Regions from separate parts of the Homo sapiens genome. Here region 2 is linked to region 1. Evidence: chromatin loops called from intact Hi-C (ENCODE). Cell type or tissue: endothelial cell of umbilical vein. All regions are shown on one strand. Links, peaks and the distances in the headings refer to the core of each region. The heading gives the core; the rest is flanking DNA.

Region 1 (2,811 bases), core at 16-2,515:
TTATAAATTCCTCAATCTCAGATACTCTATTATAGTAGCGAAATGGACTAAGACAATGGCAAAGATTTTAAAACTGCATATTAGTTGGCAAATATCAAATTGTTAATTAGCAATATAAAATTATATTGGAGAGCCTACAGAAAAATAAGAATTTTCATACACCAATAATATCAATGCAAATTTTTGGAGGACAGTTTTTGTCAAACTTTAAAAAACATGTGTGACCCAACAATTCCACAATTTTAGGAATGTATATAAAGATAAGTGTGCAAGGAAGTTCACTGTGGTATTGTTTGCAAGTTGAAAGAAACCAAAAAAAAAAGAAAAGAACAGCAGCAACAGGGTTAAAATAAACCTACGTTGTCTCCAATAGGGGACAGGTTTAATAAATTTCAGTACATTCACCCAATGGCATATTTCCTAGCATTAAAAATAATAAAGAAAATCACACTCCGGTAGTACAAACAGCCCATAAAACATTGGTAAATAAAAATGTTTCCAGGCAATTTTGTATAATATTAATCCATTTGTGTAAAAAAATTCTGGAATATTGTAAATATATAGAAAGTATATGGAGACAAAAAATGTTATTCAAATTACCAGTAAATCTAAATCTAGGGAAATTGGGGAGGAGACACTTTTACTTTTTACTTCATATAATTTTCTATCTTTATTTTTCCCAACAGCTGTTTATTACGTTTTATTAAAGTATTTTTTAAAAATCTCAGTGAAGAGCTGTGAAATGCCAAATTAAACAAATTATGTTGCCTATATATTGCTTGGCAGCACTGACCCTCCCCAGCATCTAGCACAATGACTGGCGCATAGCAAATATTCAAGCAATATTCTCTGATTAGATGATAAATGAATAAATGAAGGATTGAAACCTGAAGGATTCAGCCCTGTATCTATTTTTCTCTCATTCTAAAGCCATTTTACTGTTATTAAGTTTGAGAAAAGCCAATTCTCAAATAAAATGAAAACACATTTATCATCATTTATGTTTTAAAGAAAGTGCGGCTCTCAAATCCAAGCTCTTATGTATTCATTTTTAAAAAATATTTTTGATCCTGTTTGGGTTCCCTTGCTCACAAACCCAGGTCAGGTACACACTTGAAATCCCTGGGAAATAGGCTCCTGATTAAATGAAAGCCCTTAGGAAATGTTTACAAAGAGGTAGTTCAGGAGACAGAATAGCACTGGAGAAAAATTGGTCCGTTTCCATTTTAGAAGTATGCAGAGATGAGAAAGAACATGTGGCCAGTAACGTGTTCAGCCTTCTCAGTATTCATTGTTTCCTTGCAGGAGGCAATTTTAATTCAGAAGATGGAAACCAGCATAATATAGATCTGTCGTGGCTTCAGCATCAGGAAACAACACACTGATCATGACATCAAACTCCAGAGGAAGCCGGCTAAGGATGTGCTTGTTTTGATGTGACATGTGCCTGCGATGATTAACTCTCATGCTCCCACAATCTCTCCAGGGCCCCAGACTTGGTCCTTCCTCGCCTGTAAACAGGATCAGGATGCATCCTGGAGTTCAGCCAAGGGCATCTGGCCTTGGGTAAGACAGACTCCACAAAACACATACATTGTTCCTGGCAAGGGAACCACGAGGGAAGGAAAAGGAGAGAAGGAAGGCAGCATGGGACACTGACATCCATCCACGTATGACAAATCACATCAGATGCAACTGAGCACATGCAACTCAGAGGGAAAAGACAGGAATAGGCCCATGGAACACATTCACCTTCTACATGATCAACAGCTTCGGGAAAGCAATACAGCCAAGTGCCAAGTGAGAAAAAGGGAAAAGCATGTAAAATGAATGAAATGTTGACTGCAATGGAAGACATTTTAGACTGTTCTTGTTACATAACAAAGAGAGGGAGGAAACCATGCTGGGAGGAGACATTGGGAGAGACCTGCCAACAGACCTCCAAATGCATATTCAAATGGTGTTTCAAAGCACTTCTTTGGGCTTAAGTCTTTTTACCTATAAGATGGATTTTAATGTTTCCATTAAAAATGGAAACTGTATTGATTAGGTATATGTTTTTAAATTTTATTATTAACAGAAACAAGGTTTTGTTCCAATACCCAGGGTGGAGTCCAGTGGCACAATCACAGCTCACTGCAGCCTCAAACTTCTAGACTCAAGACATCATCCCGTCTCAGCCTCCTGAGTAGCTGGGACTACAGGTGTGTGCCACCATGCCAGACTAGTTTTTTAAAAAAATTCTGTAGAGATGGAGCCTTGATAACTTGTGCAGGCTGATCTCAAACTCCTGGCCTCAAGTGATCTTCCTGCTTTGCCCTCCCAAAGCACTGAGATTATAGGCCTGAGCCACCATGCCTGCTTAATTATCTTTTTCCAAGGCACTGGCCAGGCCACTTTGTAAAAAAGAAAAAAAAAAGTAGGTCAGTATATTAACAGACATTGTAGGTCAGTCTTGCTTTAAAAAATTATACTTCTAAAAGAAGAAAATTATTGTCATCCTGGAAATTGGTTCCAGAAGAAAAGGGAGAGAAGTTATGGGGGCAAATGACAATTGCCAGAGGCAAGGTGATGTCCCATTTATGTCGGAGAATGAAATATTTGTACTGTGCAATAACAGCCAAAAATTCAATTGGAAAAGGGTAGCCTTTGACATGAGTAACTGGTTTGGCAGACTTTTTCTGAGATTGAGATGACCATGCAGGACAGTATTGGGCATCAGGTAAACAGCTCCTTAGATATGTGACAATCAGTGAGAGATGGCACTGGGCAGAAATAAAAGTAGCCTCAGAACTTCCTGAGTTCTGTCTA
Region 2 (2,811 bases), core at 175-2,674, 100 kb before region 1:
TGGCTGAGACTATAGGTGTGCGCCACCACACCTGGCTAATTTTGTATTTTTAGTAGAGACCAGGTTTTGCCATGTTGGCCAGGCTGGTCTCGAACTCCAGAGCCACTAAGTTTTTAATATTCCAGCCATAAAGACCAAACTGGAGTCCCCAGTTTGGTAGCACCCTAAGTGAGATGAATCACCCACATGCTGGTGAATTAACTACACTGGATCACTTTCATCCTGGAAGAGGTTTGCTTTGCTTAATTGGACTTAACTCATATTCCAGCTACTAGCTTTGCCTTTCCTCCCTGCAGGGCCTCAGCCAGCACTGTTATTCAAAGGCTTAGAGAGAGTGTGATCCAACAACATGAGAGCCAACATAATATACTATCATATAATTGCAGATATGTATTGCAATATACGTAACTGCAGAATCCACTTTACAGCATCAGAGGTTCAGCAGTGACCATGGGATCCACTGGAGCTACCACATGCTACAGTACCCAGAGACTTCTGACCTGGCAGTGCTGTGGACTGTCCTTGTGAAGGTGCAACTCTGGTACCAGCTTGCCGATGAAGTACGTACCCTAAATCAATGACCATCGCATGATGCTGTATTATCAAAAAGGAAGAATACATGGATATGGGAACTGCATAGCAGAAATAAGGGTAACTCTGCTTACCTTCACTCCCAGTGACCCACTTGGGTAATCTGTGCTTCCCATCACCACCACTCTAGGTTTTGTGGGTCTGTGTTTCCCAGAGAAGGAACACGTCCACCAAGGAACATATGAGTTTTATTAAACCTTATAGTTCAACAACCACCCAGTCACCTTGAGCTTCTTAGCCAAGAAAGCAACAGACAAGGAAGGGAATCACTGCCATAGTCGAAGTAAATGAGCCTGTTTGTTAGGAGGCAGGACTGCTCTATCACAGTGGAGTCAGGGAAGAACACATTTGGCACCCAGTGATCCACAGGGAATCTCTTGGTTATCCTCTGACCCATTTGACAGCACATGGGCAACCAGAAGGGCATGGTGACCAGAGCTCGGACCCCTTAGGAGTGAGTGTCTGAGTCTCTCCATTACATAAGCTACTGGGCCAGCAGAGGAGTGAGCCAAATGCAGAGAAGCTAGAATGGGTAGTAAAGAAGGTAAGTTTTAGTTATAGTCAAGAGACCAGTTTTTTCCCCTGGAAAAACAGACTAGTAAGAATCCTAGAGCAGCTACTGCCAGATGGGATGAAGAAACAGGAAGCAGCTGGATGCAGATGGCACGGGGGTTGATTGTTGTTGATACCCAAATGCCCCTTAAGGTTTGAGCCACTCATTCCCCCAGTTGCTGGAAGTGTCACTTCCTGATGGCTCACAACTTAGTCCCTTCTCAGGAATCCACCTTCATAAAAGGGAGCTGCCTCACTCAAGCTTGCACCTCCTTTCCAGGGGCAGCCAATGTCTAATGATTGTTTGATGAGGGGTTACAAAGGCCTGACCACCCGCCCCCACCTTTGCCTCCAGTTGAGACATCAACTCAATCACAGTTTGAATTCTTCCTCTGCCCATTCCTGCCTCCTTCACTCCTTACACAATCTGTTCCCAAACATACTCCACAACCACCTGCACTCAAATCTCTCTCACAAAGTCTATTTCCCATTGAATACAAAACCTTTACTCCACTCAGCAGCCAGGATGATCCTCAAATGTAAGTTAGGTAATGTCACTCCACATCATGGTTTCCCATCACTCTTAAAATCAAAGGTCCCTCCCAGGACTCACAAGCACCCGCCTCCTCTCCAGCTGCTCTTCTCCTTCCTCACTCCACTCTCTGGCCTTCTGGCTGACCCACCCTTGTCAAGCAGTCTCCCAGCTCAGGGCATGGGTGCTGCCATTCTCTCTGCCTGGAGTGTGCTTCCTCCAATACACAAATGGTTTGCCACCTCTCTTTATTCAGGTCTTTGGCTAGCTTCCACCTTTATCGGAGGGGTCTCCTTTGTTTATTCTAACAAAAGTATACTCTGTGCCTACCTATTTTGTTTTTCTGCATAGCCTTTACCACTACCTCACATTCTCTTATTAATTGCTTGATTAAAGAGTCTTTTGTCTTTCTTCCCCCATTATAAAGTAACATCCATGTAAACAAGGATTTTTCCATTTTTCCTGTTCTGTCCACTGCTGTGTCCCTCGTACCTAGACAGAACTATTTGTATTAGCAGGCATTCAGCAAATAGCTACTGAATTACTGAATAAATGTATAAAATAGCAGATGAGTAAACAGTATGTGGTGAGTCCACATATCCAAGTATACAGGTTTTCCCAAACAAAAGAGTAGGACAATCTAAAACATGCTGACAATGACCCTGTCACTAGTAGTACGCACTCTCACTCCAAACTTGGATGAATCACATTCATTAGGAGTGGCCTATTGCTGACTCAAATTTTTTAACGGTCCCCACAGGCTAATGAAGAATTCAAGTGGTTCAGTAAAAGCACAAAAGTCTTTAATAAGTCTGACGCCTTATTTCTGCAAAGTGTTGTGAAGGAAAGGATTGGATTTGGGTGCTTGGGGTTTTGTTTTTACTTGTTTCTTTTCTTTTCTTTTTTGTTTTTTATGACAATGCCCATCATATGCCTACACCTAGCAGTCAATAGATAGGACACGGGCCATTTTATCCAAAGTCTCATCAGCTACCACAGCAACAAGGTAAAGGGCACAGAAAGAGCTCAGATAGGTGCTACGTCACTCAGAGTTCAGGTAACATAACTGGAAATAGCTCCAGATATGTAAGAAGAGAGATTTCACACAATGGTGCTTGCACAATCTTTGGAAGGGC

What was found. A loop is a pair of places that touch in the nucleus more often than their neighbours do. Peaks named below come from ENCODE experiments on the same cell type or tissue, not always from the same donor. Only the 100,000 strongest peaks of a DNase experiment are listed, where the experiment ranks them.
Region 2: it touches region 1 in a loop (6-fold over the local background); 2 of 110 quality-filtered maps call a loop at or near these places.

Annotation. Positions count from the first base shown.
Region 1 is chr15:39,229,187-39,231,997 of GRCh38, forward strand. All of the region lies in intron 1 of LOC105370777 (a long non-coding RNA gene), which reads right to left. It overlaps LOC124903467 (a long non-coding RNA gene), which reads left to right. Exons shown (of 3, transcript XR_007064589.1): 3 at 1,306-1,393. Among named protein-coding and RNA genes, the nearest start is that of LINC02915, 20 kb to the right of the region's middle. RefSeq lists an enhancer at 1-143. In endothelial cell of umbilical vein, for the core only: no CTCF peak of the experiment used is centred there; a DNase peak (open chromatin) is centred at 1,505; H3K27ac peaks cover 2,500 bases.
Region 2 is chr15:39,129,454-39,132,264 of GRCh38, forward strand. All of the region lies in intron 1 of LOC105370777 (a long non-coding RNA gene), which reads right to left. Among named protein-coding and RNA genes, the nearest start is that of LINC02915, 120 kb to the right of the region's middle. In endothelial cell of umbilical vein, for the core only: no CTCF peak of the experiment used is centred there; a DNase peak (open chromatin) is centred at 1,298; H3K27ac peaks cover 2,500 bases.